Regions from separate parts of the Homo sapiens genome. Here region 2 is linked to region 1. A link is a loop called in an ENCODE intact Hi-C map of the cell type or tissue named here. Cell type or tissue: pancreas. All regions are shown on one strand.

The links. A loop is a pair of places that touch in the nucleus more often than their neighbours do. Peaks named below come from ENCODE experiments on the same cell type or tissue, not always from the same donor. Only the 100,000 strongest peaks of a DNase experiment are listed, where the experiment ranks them.
Region 2: a loop joins it to region 1, with 4 times the contacts of the local background. A loop is called at or near these places in 67 of 110 quality-filtered maps.

Annotation. Positions count from the first base shown.
Region 1 is chr17:34,153,081-34,161,080 of GRCh38, reverse strand. LOC105371735 (a long non-coding RNA gene) reads right to left here and starts at 5,482. Exons shown (of 4, transcript NR_188344.1): 1 at 4,379-5,482; 2 at 1,966-2,038. It also overlaps a transcript of ASIC2 not described here. RefSeq lists an enhancer at 3,442-3,996 and a silencer at 4,296-4,454. In pancreas, no CTCF peak of the experiment used is centred here; a DNase peak (open chromatin) is centred at 3,920; H3K27me3 peaks cover 2,610 bases.
Region 2 is chr17:33,774,590-33,782,589 of GRCh38, reverse strand. It overlaps a transcript of ASIC2 not described here. Among named protein-coding and RNA genes, the nearest start is that of ASIC2-AS1, 220 kb to the right of the region's middle. In pancreas, a CTCF peak has its summit at 3,300 (motif pointing left); no DNase peak of the experiment used is centred here.

The sequences.
Region 1 (8,000 bases):
GGCCATGGCATGTACCTAGCACATGTTAAGTAGCAAATTAGCATTCGAGCTGAGCTGATTGTAGATCTCAGTTTCCTTAACTCTCCTGCCTGTTACTCTTTGCAGAGGCAGGAGGCTGCACCCTGAGCTTCTAACCCTCCCCAGAAACCAGGCTCAGGACTGGCCTTAGGTTCCCCAGGGTTAGAAGAGGGTCCCCCTCCTTGCGTCTCAGAGTAGCAATTTCAGGGTCATAGAAAGTTAATTAATTCCTGACTTCATTCATAAGTGAATAAATTTGCCACAGCAGAAATATGGGCATGTGGTCTAATAGGGGGTTAAACTGCCTGATTTGCAAATGAGTTTGTCTGAAAAGTTCTTTAATGTCTTGTCATACACTTCACCAAAAAGACCATAATTATACACAATTAGGTCAATGCTTACAAATCTGGGCCAAATTGACCCACTCTAAAACCAATCTCTGTTACCACTAGTGCCAAGCAAATAGGTATTGTAAACCTGATTGAAGAGGGGAATGCTTAACCAACTGAATAACACAAAAGCATTTTTAAGAATGATAGAATATCTGATGCCTTTATGTAAACCATACTGCTAACTGCGAGTGAGTATTATCAATTAAAGAGTGTTTTTAAGAAGATATGTGGAAACGTTTTATTAGCCATCAAGTTGAATTGCTACATGTGATAGAAAATGTTATAGCAGTATTTCTTAAAGAATATTCTATAATTCAGTTCCTGTTCAAGACTGTTGCCATCATGGTCTGTGCTATTGAGGTCTCGTTGAAGCATTTCTATTGAGTTTGTGGACCACACCCTTCAGACTCAGACACACTTGGGTTTGACATTTAAGCCCTCTGCCACTTTTCAGCTGAGGGACCCTGGGCAAGTTAGCTTTTTTCTCTGTACTCAGCTTTCTCATCTGTAAAATGGGCTTGGCAATACCCTCCTCTCAGAGTTACTGATAATGTCCGCCAAATGTCAAGCACAGAGCCAAGTGCCCGGCTGTGAAATGCACCATTAGAGCTATTCTCTTCTAGTCCCCCCTTCCCACCCTAAATCGCCTCACCCTCTTGGAAAGCTTTAGTCAAGAGCTGCTTCAGAAGACCTTGAGAAGACCTTAAGGCCATGGACAGGAAGCAGAGTAGTGTGAGGAGTGTGTTTGACACTGGCCTACAGGAAGGGATGGTGACACTAACAGGTAAACACTGCTCTGGGCAAATGATGTCTTCTAGAGCTATAAATGGTTCTCCAATCACCTGTAAGAGAGTGCCAACATCAAAAACGAATGTTCTCTTCGTAGTCATCAAGAGAAAGTGTCAATTGCTAAGTGTCTAAATTGTACCAGACACTTTATAATCTATATCTCGTTTCATTTGCACAAAAGTTCTGTGAGGCAGGCATTCTAAGCTCCATCATTTTGGAGGTGGGGAAACTGAAGTTCAGAGAAGTTTAGTCACTTCCCCCAAGGTCACAGAGCATCACGTTATGTTTGTAATCCTCAAAACAAACAAATGGCGAAGGGTAGAGGTAAGCAGTCAAAGAGTCTAAATGGGAAAGGAGCAATTAGAGCAACTCTGAGACCCATCTCGGCACACATGAGAAAACATGTCTGGGACACGAACTGAGAGAAAATATGATCCTGTGAAAAGAAGAGGCTTCATGGGGAAAACAGATCTGGGCTGCTGGGGAGGAGGGCGGAACACAGCCTGGGAGAGGGCTGGAGGTGGAAGGAACATGAACAGATATGGAGCAGCATGATTTCCAGCTGGGCAGTGCTAATCCCAGGAACCCATGAGCCATGTTGCTTCTCTCGCTATCCACACCATGGAGCAGGGACTTGTGTGTGTACCTATCTCTCTGCCTCCTCCCCCGCTGATCCTTGAGTTATCAAAGGCAGGACATGTATCTCATTTACTTTTGTTTCCCCAAAACCATACAGTGCCTGGTATAGAGTTAGAGGCCAACATACCTATTAAACAGGTGGATGAGCTGAAGATTAGCAGATTAATCCAGGAAGTCTTCCTGTAGGAGAGGGCCTGGAGCTGGGGAAAAAAAAAAAGGACAACAGAGATGTGGTGTGGTAGAAAAAAAGGCATAGAGATGTTTAATACAAGTGAGGAACTGATGTGTGTGTGTGTGTGTGTGTGTGTGTGTGTGTAATCAGGGACAAAGCATAGAAAGGACTGCTCCTTTCCTAAATTTGGGAAGAAGTGTTCCGGATCTGCTTTAACAACTTGCATTTTGGAGACAAATATGCCTGAGTTCAAGTCCCACCTCTGACACCACTAACTGTAACTTGGACACAGCACTTTACTTTTGTGAGCCCCAGCTTCCTCACCTGTACAATAGGGATAATAACAAGAACATGTACCTGTCAAGATAGTTAAGAGGGATAAGTAAGATGATATGACACCCTCACACAGGTCCTGACACATGGTAGACCTTTGTTAATTTTGGTCCTCCTGCTTTAAAAACCTGTGTCCTATCCTAGGAGTCCAGGACCTCTTGGTTAACGAATATGTGAAGTTTATCAATCTTTGCCATTGTGCTTGCTTGTGATGCTTCTGTTCTCTGAGCTCCCAGGATCAATAAACCACTGATTTAATGCTACAGGTTGCTTCAGAGTGCACCTGGATGTTTTTGTCAGTGGACCTAGTTTAGCAGGGGTCCAGATGGAATGAAAACATATTTCAGAGTAGAGCTAAACCTAGAGGGACGTGCCCTCAGCTGCCTTCTTTTCCAACATTGTCCAAGGAGTATGATTTAAGCCTGGAAAGCCCTGAAGATGAGAGCTTGGCTCATCAAGGTGACTCCATGTGGCTCTGCCCCAGCTTGGCAGTGTGGCTTGGGATGGCCACTCAGACTTTCTGTTCCCTTCCTTCTGATGGGAATTTAGCACCATTGATTCAGTAGGTTCTAGCCATTTGAGCTCTGGCATGGGCCAATAGGGCGAGCCACACTCACCTGCTAGCAGGAGCTGACTGCCAGTGGAGTTTCAGGAAAAAAGAGGTAGGCAGCGGAAAGGCTAATTCTTTGCTCCCACCTATAGTTCCGGCTGTACTTCCATCTGACAAATCCAGGATCAGAATACACACACACACACACACACACACACACACACACACTGCCCAAATGTACTTCCATCTGACAAATCCAGGATCAGAATACACACACACACACACACACACACACACACACACACACACACACACACTGCCCAAATGGAATGGTATGCAGCCAGTCCCACCTGGAGTCCCAGTTGCCTTTCTCTTTCAAATACAGACTCTCCCGACAGCTATGTGGCGGTGGGGGAGGCGACTACTTGTTGCTCCTTCTCTGAGGCTCCAGGGGCAACTTGGCTTTTCTGTCTCAGGAGGGGCTCCTGGCTGCTCTCCTAGAATGCCCCCTCGCTGTCTGCATCAGAGGCACTGTGGGTTTGGATCGCCCCCTTCCTTCTGCATTTTTAGCATTCTCCCCTCTGGAGATCCCAGGCTGGGTCTAACCTGGGATCCCTGACATTGATGCAAAGGAATGCCGCCTCCAACCTCACACCTGGCTCCTAGGAGTTTAGCACTGTCTTCCTGCCACCTGGGGGGCGGGGTGTCATGTCAACCCTCGAAGAAGCCCCCACTAGCTACCTTCAAAAAAGGCTAAAAAGAAAACTTGGAGAAAGTCCCCAGCCCCCACCAGCCCTTCTCCCCCGCCCTGCCCTTCCCCCCAAGGCAGCCTAGCAGGGACAGGGAGCTGGGGCGGGGGAAGCAGGCAGGCTTTGTGACCTGGGGGTTGTCCCTTTTTTCCCAGGAGGCGAGGAGAGAATGGATCCCGGTCTGAGCTCCCCGCTTCCGTCCCCAGTCTCCAGATACCGGTCCTCGCCTCTCCGCGCCGCGCGCTGCCTCCTCTCCCCGGTGCTAGCAGCGGCCGCTGGCATTTGGAATTCTGCCCACAAAAGGGGGCCTGGAGGAGGAGGAGAGGAGGGACGGAGGCCGGCGGCGAGAAACGGCATTCGGAGTCCAAAACATCATGGGAAAAGGAACCGAGCGGCGGCGGCTCTGAAGGCTGTGCCGCTGCGCCCGACCGCAGTGCATCAGCGTGGCCGCCCTGACATCCCCCAGGATGGTTAACATGGGGCATTATGCGCTGGTTAACAGGCTCCGAGCTGCTCAGCGACTTGTTTTAAGCATTTTCTCTCTCGCTCTCGCTTTTAATCTTGTCTCTAGTGGCGTGTGTAGGGGGGAGGACTTTATTTCCATTGGCTAAGCTCTCCCTTCCCACCCACATCTCTTCCACATCACCTTGGTGTCTCCCTAAATAAAACCAGCCCTCCTTATCGCCTGGAAAAAATCAAGAGCTAGAGTTTGAATGGGTTTTATATAAACACTCACCCCTGTCAGCGTGCGGCTGGGCTCTCAGGATAAACTCACAGCATCTGGCGCGATGCTTGCCTTGCGTTCTCTCCCCTGAACGTCAAGGTTTAAGCAGAGCCCGAGGACTGGGAGCTCTTCTCTGAAATTCGATCAACCTGAAGCCAGTTGCGGAACTGCACGGGGTCCCGATGGACCTCAAGGAAAGCCCCAGTGAGGGCAGCCTGCAACCTTCTAGCATCCAGATCTTTGCCAACACCTCCACCCTCCATGGCATCCGCCACATCTTCGTGTATGGGCCGCTGACCATCCGGCGTGTGCTGTGGGCAGTGGCCTTCGTGGGCTCTCTGGGCCTGCTGCTGGTGGAGAGCTCTGAGAGGGTGTCCTACTACTTCTCCTACCAGCATGTCACTAAGGTGGACGAAGTGGTGGCTCAAAGCCTGGTCTTCCCAGCTGTGACCCTCTGTAACCTGAATGGCTTCCGGTTCTCCAGGCTCACCACCAATGACCTGTACCATGCTGGGGAGCTGCTGGCCCTGCTGGATGTCAACCTGCAGATCCCGGACCCCCATCTGGCTGACCCCTCCGTGCTGGAGGCCCTGCGGCAGAAGGCCAACTTCAAGCACTACAAACCCAAGCAGTTCAGCATGCTGGAGTTCCTGCACCGTGTGGGCCATGACCTGAAGGATATGATGCTCTACTGCAAGTTCAAAGGGCAGGAGTGCGGCCACCAAGACTTCACCACAGTGAGTACTTGGTTTTCAGCTCACTCTGTCTGGTCCTCTGGAGAAGTGGTGCGCCGGTGGTCTCCTGCTTGGTTTGGGGTTTCCTTGTGCTTTGGGACAGGAGAGAGAGCAGTGCCTCACCTGAAGGCCACGAGGGTAGTTGGTCAGAGTTGTGCGAGCTGGTTGCAGGGAAGGCTACCGGCCAGGATAGAGCACTGCTGTCAGATCAAATATGGAGGGTGAGTGGGGGGCTTGCGGTGGGGGATCACTTCCCCAGACGTGCTCAGTTGGCTTCCTCCCAGTCAGAGGGAGGAGGCCTGGGCTGTCCGTTGTCCGGTCCGCTTGGTGTCCGAGCTGTGTGATTGGAACAGCTTGTCATTGACGAGGTGGCATTCTGTGTGTGTGTGCGTGTGCGTGTGCGTGTGTGTCTCTCTCTGCTCGGAAGTGGCATCAGGCACTGCATCCTGTGGGCTGGGCTGGAGCTAAAGCCGTCAGAGAAGGGGGTGTGGGGCCCAGGCAGTCTGGCTGGCTCCGGTGGCTTTGGGAGCTTGCTGGAGCAGGTGATGCTGCAGAGGTGTGGAAGTCTCCTTGCTTCCTTTCCTTGTGTGAATTCTAAGCTCCATGTGGGGAGAGGAGAGGCCGGGCACCCCAGGGCTCCATCTGATCTGTTGGCAGGTTGAAGCCAAGAGATGTTCAGAGTGCTTGGGCAGAGAGGAGGGTCTGGGCGGAGGCACGTGTGCAAGAGGGTCAGGGAGATGCCTGTGAGGGTGAACCAGTCCCGGCTGCCTTGTCTGGGAGCTTTGGCTTGAAACTCAAAGGCTCGGTTTTCTCTCTGTATAATCACTTAACGACGTGGATGCAGGAGGAGGGGTGCAGGGAGGGGGCGAACAGCTGTGGGAATGGAAAGCCTGGGGGAGGAGTGTGGAGCTGAGTAAAGAGGAAAAGCGGAGGGGGATGTGGCTTACGTTCAGGATGGGGCTTACTGGAGGGGCAGAGAGGAAAGGACGAGAGGAGCACTGTTGCTGCCAGGGTTCTCCAGTTAGTGGGCTGCTAGGCATAACTTGGCATAATAGGTCATACAGCAGCTGCTGACTACTGTTTGCTGCCAGGCACGTCTGGGTATCAGGGGCTGTGGGACCCTCCAGAAGTCCAGTGTGGCTGCTTCCCCCATAGCTGCCTTAGGGAGGATTGAGAGCTTTTGAGTCTCAGAACGTTGAGCCAAAATGCAATTGCAAGTTGGGAATAGCAGGTATAGCAGTTGGGAAGGGGCTGACCTGTGATCCAGCACTTGTCTAGGGTCCTCTGCCTAATGAAGACATTGCTTACCTTTCCTGTGCTGCATCCATTCCCTACCCCCTCTTGGATTCACCAGCCTCTTGATCTGAGGTTCTTTTAATGCCATAACCAGTCTCTGCCTGTAGCCTCTGTAATTGCTGTTGGCTATCTCTGATTCTGAAAAAGCCCAGAGTGCCGGGGGCATTGCCTCTCGCAGTCTGTGTGCTAGAACTCTGTTTCTTGGAGGAGCTGTTTTGTATTATCCCTTTTAAGCCTTGTGAGGAAGAGCACAGCAAAATCGGCAGTAGTGTATGCTAAAGAGGAAGCCAGTCTGAGCTGGGAGAAGGGACCAGTAATATTGGAAGCTCTTCTAAATGCAGCAAACAGGATCCTAAAACATGTCATGCACAAATGATGTCTTAGGTGGCTTGAGGAGAGATAGAGAAAATGCCTTATTCTTGGAGGCTGAAGCCATCACTATATTCCACCCCGTTCTTTCTAGCGCCTGGCAACGCTCGGCTTCACCACTGCACCGTGCAGCTTGGAAATGCACTCAGCTGTTCCTCTGTCTGCCTGAACACACATGGAACACACAGACGACACAGAGGGTGACACAGAGAGAAACTGTAATAAGTAGCAGACTCTGGGTTGAGTTCTCTAGCTTCCTCCTGACTGCATGTCCAACTGGTGGCTTCTTCTGAATCCATGTCTAAGTTCCATTTAGAAGTAAATGTTTTTTGACCCCAGGCTATTGTTTTATACTTGGACCATCTTTTTACTTGCTGAGGTCCCAAGAGGTCTTTAAGATCAGGCCTTAAAGTTCGCCTGAGCTTTTGACCTCTTTGTAATGTTTCCCAAATAGTGAAATTGCCTATGGATAATATTTACTACTCTGTCAGTGGCATGTCATTATCTGCTGTCCTCAGCAAGTTCAAGAGTAATCTATTTGAGTGTCCATTCCTCAGGCTGGCCCTCTATGTGTGACCTTCCCCATCATTGAAAAGGGGGTGAGCCTCAGTGCTGCTGTTCAAGTTGTTCAGGGAGTATCAGAAAAAGCATCTACTCCAGGACAGCCCAACGAGGCTCCAGCAGGGAGGCTGGTCTCTGGCCCCAGCTGGGCACAGTGGGCAGCAATGCTGAGCCTTTACTAGAGGGAACATGATGCTGAGTTTGCTCAAGACCTTGTAGTGAGGAGTACTCCTCCCAACTCATCCTTTGTCCCTCTGTCTTTTTTTGGCCTGGGATATAAGCATCCTTCTTATTGGGCTGCCATACCAGAAGAGGGCAGAGAGCCTGGACAGGTGGTTGTTGGAGAAGCCACTTGACCCGCCTTCTCTTATTCATTTTCTCTGCTGTGCATCCCTCTCCAGTTGGCTTATTTTTGAGGCTCTATCTAGGATTGTACCATGCTAGGTGACTTCTTTCTTTAAGTGCGGTGGCTGACTTATTAGAGAAGTTAAGTATGGGGGAAGGGATGTCACAAGGGGATGGCTTTTCTCTGTATTTCTTTTTCTATGAAGCATATCTAGTGGCATCTCCAGTGCAAATGCTCTAGCATAAGCTTTCTTATTCCAAGCTCTTAGCTGATGTGCAATGAAGTGTGTAATACCCTTTAATTAGTGAATGAGCCATGATTCTAGCAG
Region 2 (8,000 bases), 380 kb after region 1:
GCCCAGCTAATTTTTTGTGTTTTTTAGTAGAGACAAGGTTTCGCTATGTTGGCCAGGCTGGTCTCCAACTCCTGAGCTCAAAGAGTCTGCCTCGGCCTCCCAAAGTGCTGGAATTACAGGTGTGAGCCACCATGCCTGGCCAGCTTATATTTTTAAAAGATCACTCTACAATGCAGAAAGGATAATCTTTTTAACAAATGGAAATTGAGCAATGGGCAAAAAAAAAAAAAAGGAACTTCAATCTAAACCTTATACTTTACAAAAACTAATTCAAAGAGGACCACAGATGTAAATGTAAAAATGTTAAACTTTGAAGCTTATAGGGGAAAAAAATAAGATAAAGGCCCCAGGACTGAGGGCTAGGCAGAGTTTTTGGACATACACAAAAGTATTATCTGTAAAAGAAAAAATGTATAAATTGGACTTCATTAAAATTAAAAATGTTTGCTCTACAAAAGACCCTGGTTGAAAAGATAAGCTTCAGACTGGGAGAAAATATCTGCAAACCACCGATCAGACAAAGAACTTCTATCTGGAATATATAAAAGCCAGTCTGCCTGCTGTGGGAGAATGCATTGCAAGAGGCCAGATTGGAGGCAGGGAGACCATGCAGGGGAGGTTCCTACAGAAATCTATAAGAGAGCCACCGGTGGCTTGAGCTGGGCCAGAGAAGAAGAAATGGGAGGCACTCAAGTTATATCTACAAGTGGAGTCAAAAGGAATTTCTGACGAACAGGGTGTTATAGGAAGGTAAAGGAAGAATCAAGGATGCCTTATTATGTCTTTAAGGCTGGGTCCATGGAAAGCCCCTTGCTCCTATGTGGGAGACTGGGAAATCAGGAAGGGGAGGTGGGGACAGCAAAGACTGTCAGCGGTGGGGGAAAGGAGCAGTATTCAAGGGCCACCTTCTCCATTTGTCTCACAGCTGACTTCAGATGCTTTAATTCTATGTGGAGCAGGGCTGACTCCTGTGTTCGCTCTGTGTCCTTGAAAGCCTTTCCATCATGGTTTTCATGACTATCATGTCCAAATGCATTACTGTTACTACAACACTGGTGGCAAGGATCCACTTTTGGTGAATGGGCTCGATGGAAGTGACTGTTCACCCTACCTCACCCCTCTATGTCTGCCTCCCAATCCCACCCACTCCATCATCCTGCGCTGTCCCCAGCATCTCTCAAGACCAATGTTAGAGACAATATTGATCTTAGTGTTCCAGAAAGCAATTCCAAGAAATGCACACACAGACACCTGAGCAAAACAAAAAGACACGTAGCCAGCCACTCAGAAATGCTGTGGAGAGGCGTCTCGGGCTCTTTAGCATGGTCCAGTGGCCACAGGGGCAAAGCTTTGGTCATTTCTAACAGGAAAGCAGCAGGCAGTGAAGATTAAGCTGCGTGGCTGTTAGCAAACATTAAACGCGGGCACTTTGGGAAGCAGGGCTGGGAGAAAGGTTTAGGATAAGGGAACCACCCCCATCCCCCTCCACACCAACCCAGTGATGGCGACCCTCTGTATGCCTTGAGTTTCCTTTCAGGATACGATTCATCATCATGCCTCTGCATGCTCATTACCCCCGATCCTCACATGGCCTGAGCCCGGCCCTGTGCCAAGCTGTTCACACACATTAACTTATCACATCCATTTTATGGATGAGAGAACTGAGGCTCAGAGCAGCTAAACAACTTGGCCTGGGTCATATGGCTGATAAAGAGAAGAGCCCAAGAGTCATATCTAGGCTGAGTGACACAAAAGCACTTCACTGTTAAGTCAATGACCACCCTGGCAGACCAGGTCTTGCTCCCTGAAGGGCCCTCCCGCCTTCCCTGCTCAGAGTCCTCCACTGCCTGGGAGCAGAACCTGAGCTGACTCCTGGTACCTGGGTTCTGGGGACAGTGCCCGCCACATAACTGCTGATTCCTGAGAGTTTGCAACTGCCGGATTTTCCCACCTTTGGACTGCACCTACTATTTGAGATTCTAGGGTGTTAAGTAACTCATCCAAGAAATTGACTGGATAGGGATTCAAACTCAGGTCCCTTTGGCTGTAAAACTTGGGTGTTCTTCCAACAACCTATATTATTACACCTGGAGTAGGTGTAGTGTGTGCTTTGCACTGTTTCCCCAAGACAGGGATGGGTTTGCACTGGGCTTTTCTACTTCTTGCTCTTGCTTGTGGGCTAGGGAACACTGTGGCTACAATGGGGTGGGCATTGGTGGTTCAAGATGTTCAGAAGTATGGAGTATATATCCTCAGCCCACTTGTGGTCTGCCACCCAGGGGAGGCAGCATAGCCTGGCAGTTAAGACCATAGCTTCCAGGCCAGGTGTGGTGGCTGACCCCTGTAATCCCAGCACTTTGGGAAGCCAAGGCAGGAGGATCACTTGAGGTCAGGAGTTCAAGACCAGCCTGGGCAACATAGCAAAACCCCGTCTCTACCAAAAATACAAAAATTAGGCAGGCATGGTGGCGGGCACCTGTGTTCCCAGCTACTCAGAAGGCTGAGGAAGGAGAATTGCTTGAGCCTGGGAGGTGGAAGTTGGAGTGAGCTAAGATCATGCCACTGCACTCAAGCCTGGGCAACACAGTGAGACTCTGTCTCAAAAAAAAAAAAAAAAAAAAAGGCTTCTGTAGCCAGACCTGGGTCTAAATGCTACTTCTGTCACCCACTAGGTATGGGACAATGTCCAATTCACTCACTCTCTAGATTTCAATTTCATCATCCATAAAACTATGATAGCAAGAGTCCCTGCCACATAGGGTTGTGCGAAGATTAAATGAGTTGGAATAGTCAGGCATTTGAGTGGTGCTTGGCATGCGGTAAACATCCAGTGAACCTTAGTTGCTGCTGCTGTTGTTTTGCTGTTGTTATTATTATCCCACTAAAACCCCTTTGCGGGATAATCCATCATCCCTCCCCCTCACTTCAGGATATAGAACTTTCTGCATATATTATTTCTCCCACACTTTCCCCACAACCCCCAGCCCAAGGATCCCGGAGAGAAACTAAGTTTCTTAGGTTTGTCTGCCAGGAAAGCTGAAACTTCTGAGAGCACTAGGTTATTCATTCTGAACACGGGACAAAAGCCCTAGCTGGCTTTGTATCTAACTGAACTGATTAAGCTGCACGTTAGCTAGGGATAAAGCTTCTTACAGAATAACTAGACTTTTGCTGAGCCGGGATGATAAATTCATTCTTAATGCATTGATAATAAAACAGAGATTTTTTTTTTCTTGTGTTGAGTTCCCAGGGGCTTGAGCGGTTGAGATAAATCTGTGTTGAACACCGCCATCTGGAGGGCAGCTGAAGAACTGCACCCCAGGCAGAGTTAATCTTTTTTTTAAGGAACAACAGAACTTAACAGAATTCTAAGAGGTTCAAAGCAGACACCCTGGGAAGCCAAATGTGTTTACAAAATGACTGCCAATAGTTACTTATTACCCTGGAATGGCATCCTTCTGATTGCATGGCCGTCCTGCATGGCTTATTCTTCTATTAAAAGTGGTCTGGGCCCCTATGACATATTTGACTCAATGAAACAGATTTTTTGAGCACCTACTATGTGCCAAGCACCACACTAGCACTGTAAGGGATACAGACATGAGTAAGGCCCTGCACTTAAGATGCCAGGAGGGGGATGAGCAAAATAAGGACAAGATGACTTAAACATAGCATAAGTTAGAATACCCTAGGCGCCCTGCCCCTATTGCTACCCAGTAGGGGCCAGCTTGGTGAGATTCAGAGGAAGGGAAGAAGAGAGAGACTAATACTTCATGAGTATCCACTATGCAGTCTAGACATTATCTCACTTAACGTGCATCAATACCCTGTGCGTTTAGTTACTCTTTCCCATCTTATCTTGGAGAGGACGTCGAGGCTCAGAGAGGTTGAGTCACTTGCCCAATGCTACCCAGTAGAGAAGTGAAGAAGTCAGAATTCTGGTCTGATTCTAAAACTCCTTCTATGATATCAGGCCGCCTGTTGAGGGAGGAGAATAAATTTATGGGGAGATAAGCTCTTGAATTATCTCAGTGGTGACAAGTGTTTATCCCCAGGAGGTGAATTTGATTTTCAGAAACAGTCTTTCTGGGCCAAATCATCCAATGGATAATGGGATTTGAGGGTTTTTTTAAAGGTATGAATCCAAGGCACAAAATTGTTTTTTTGCCTATCTGCTGATAAACTAGCTAAAAGGTGTTTCTCAAAGCCTGGTAAGCAAGCAAGGGCAGGGGATGAGGTGTGGCTGGTACAGGCACGACTTTGACAAGGACTGTGTTCTTTTGGATGTATTGGTTCCAGTGTGTTCAGCATCCATATTTTTCTTTTTTACACTCATGCTTCTAGTTTTGAAGCAAGAGCTTTTTTTATAAGTATTCACAGAGGATCTCCAAACTCTTTTCAATTCCCCCTGAGATCTCAGACAGGAGCAACTCACCTCCATTTTAGAAAAGAGGAGATGGGCTTGAGATGAGTGCATCCCCTCACAAGGTAGCTCAGTGAATCAGCAGTGATACCAAGGGGACATTGAGGACACACAGCCTCCTCCTATTTCCCAGCGGAAGGCCCACGAGTAAGGTCATTGATAGTGCTATCCTGAGAAGGGCCACATTGACACACAGCCCATCGTGGAAATAAGGAAATGAGAGTCAGCAGGGCTGAGCTGAGTCAGTGCAGGGCAATGGGAAGTCAAGAGGTAATCACTGAAGGCTTCCTGCAAGAGGTGTCATCAAGGTCCACTTTGAGGAAGGAGAGAAGCACTTGGTGCCACCCCATTGTCTTGTTACGATAATAACCGCACACCTGCTACCTGGGAGGACTTTTAATAACATCACAAAGGACATTATGCATCAGGTAATCTTTTTTCCAGCTTATAATTAACCTGGACATTCATTTTCTAGTCAAAGATAGGAAGCCAGGAAGCATCCCTTCAGTTACCGCACAGCAGGCTGAATTCAGGTGTCCAAATGGCAATTTGTCAAACCTCTCTGTGCACTAGAACCAGGTTCCCACATGACTTTTGCTTGAGCTCAGTCTGCAGCCCAGTTGTTCAAACAGATGTGTCATGGTGGGTTGGTGGGCTGGGAGGGAGGTGGGGACTTTCCTTGGCAGCCTCATTTCCAGGGCTTGTATCACATCAATCATATTAAGCCCCAAAAGAAGTCCCTGCAACTTCACACCAGAATCCCAAGATACTCCTGGCTGCCTTCATCATGACCCATCATGAGGAACCAATTAAATTATTCTGTGATGAAGGCTGGTGATAATAGTTTTGGAAGCCATTATGGCTTATACACATGCTCTTTTTCCCCATTCATTCATTCATTTAACGATTCAGGCAGATAGGATGCAGGCAAAAGCCCAGAGGGGCAGAAGTGCCATTCATTCTGAGAAGCTCAGGGAATTCAGGAATTACAGGATAGAAAATGAATAGGTGGTGAAGATGGTGACCCTAAGGGGATCAGCGGGCGCCAGCTTACATGGGCTGTGGATGCCATGCCCAAGAGGCAGACATTGGCTTGGTGCCAGCTTACATGGGCTGTGGATGCCATGCCCAAGAGGCAGACATCGGCTTGGTGGTAATGGGAAGCCATCGCAGGGCTCGGAAGGGGAGACACAGGGTCACACGGTGCTCAGGATGGAGGGAGCGAGGCTGGAGATGGGAGGTCACCCAGCGAAAGATGTAAGGGCCACACTAAGCCAGTGGCAATGGCCATTGTTATTATTATTATTTATAAAAATGGCATTCCTGTGCTAACGAATAAAGTAGAGAGTATCCGAAAACTCAAATTCTATCACGAAGCCCGAAGCCCAGCTAGGTGCTCTGCCTAAAGTCACAGAGCGAGGGTGTGAAAAAGCCACGGTAGAGCTCAGGCCTCCGAGTCCAGACCAGGAACTCACTCAGCACCACACTGGACCCCCCGGCCTTTGTGTGTTTGCTTGCCCCTGCTTCCCTCCTTTGGCCTCGATTCACAGAGGGCCAGGTGTGGGTGACAGCGAGGAGTTCCAGGCCCAAGGCCAGCAGCCCTGTAGCAGTTGTCTATCTGAATTTCAAATGTAACTCTGCATCCTGTATTTTATCTGGCAACCTTACCATCTAGTCTGTTCGGACTCCTGAAACAGAATACCACAGACTGGTGGCTTATAAACAACCAATCATTCTAGAGGCTGGAAACCAAGACCAAGATGCCAGCAGAGTTGGTGTCTGGTGAAAGCCTGCTTCCTGGCTCATAGGCTGCCATTTTTTTGCTGTAACCTTACATGGCAGACAGGATGAAGAAGTTCCCTGAGGTCTCTTTTATAAGGGGCTATCCCAATTATGAGGGTTTCACCCTCAGGACCTACTCACCTCCCAAAGGCCCCACCTCCTAATACCAATAACCTTGAGGGTTAGGATTTCAACATATGAATTTAGGCAGGGACACAGACATTCAGTCTATTTTTTTTTTTTTTTTTTTTTGAGACAGAGTCTTGCTGTGTCACATAAGCTGGAGTGTAGTGGCATGATCTTGACTCACCGCAACCTCCGCCTCCCTGGTTCAAGCTATTCTCCTGCCTCAGCCTCCCAAGTAGTTGGAACTACAGGTGTGCACCACCACACCCGGCTAATTTTTATACTTTTAGTAGATACGGTGTTTCGTCATGTCAGTCAAGCTGGTCTCGAACTCCTGACCTCAGGTGATCCACCCTCCTCGGCCTCCCAAAGTGCTGGGATTACAGGTGTGAGCCACAGCGTCCAGTCTGACATTCAGTCTATAACACCAACCCTATAGGAATCACTGAAGGTCAGAGCCCCAAGGACAGCACAGAGAGTGGAAGAGCTGAGCTTACATGAGACTCACTGTCAGGAGGAGGTGGACAAAGAATTGCAGCATCATACAGACTCAGTTCCCTCTGCCAGGGACACTTTCTCACCACACACACATACCACAAACATGCACATGTGCTCACACAGCACATACACATGCACATTACACACGCACATCACTCACCACACACAGATGCACACTATGGGACCCTGCTGTAGATACCTGCTTAACTCCCACACAGATTTTAGATCTCAGCTCAAACTTTATCCTTTCATTCGTTTCGCACCTACAGATCTCCTGTTATTTGCTCACGTACTCTTCATTCACATAATTCTTCCAGCTGTCAAGAAATACTTCATGTTAATCAGCTTTAGTATCTTACCACTCATACTCCCAGAGTGTCAGCCCATGAAGGCAGATGCTGAGTCCCAGTGTACTGCTGCATCCTCTGTGCCTGGGAGTCAGAATATGGGTTCTACTCTGGTTTTGTAGTGAACTTGCCATGCAACTTGAAACAGCTCTCTTTGTCTCACTGGAACTCTGTTTCCCAATTTGTAATGTGAGGAGGCTGCAGTAGCCTCCCAGCCAGCTCTGACCATCATGGAGTCTCACTTGGCAAACAAAGTTAACCCTCCCTGTTCTTCAGAACTCTCCATGTTATCCCTCTCCTGTCTCTCCCAAGCCCGGATGGGATCGCTTCCAAGCCTTGCACAGTATGCTCAGGTCACTCCATGGCTTTCTGAGCATTGCTCTTCAGGATATGTCTCTTTTGGATACTCTGTCCTCCTGGATTAAACTACTAGGGACTGTTGCATTGGCCTGGGTTCCCTCACACCAAATACCTGTTAAGGATCCCTCATGAACCAGGGACTGCACAGTCATTGAAAAATTCATCATTGTACCCGAAAAGAAGTAAATTTGCTGAATTATCCTATGGCTGACTTGGCTGGAACTGACCATAAAGATATTCAGTCTAGGGATGGTACATGTTGCAGACACTGCTGGTTTCCTGCACAATATTCAGACTCCATTTCTTTACTAGCAGAATTCTAGTCATTTTGAGTGGCAGAAATGAGCCCAATTAAAGTGTGTATGTCTCCAAACTCCCATTTAACAAGGTGTTGCTATGTCATACAATTTTGGTCAATGGGATATAAAAGAAGTTTGCTAGGAATTTCTGGAAAATGTTTTGCT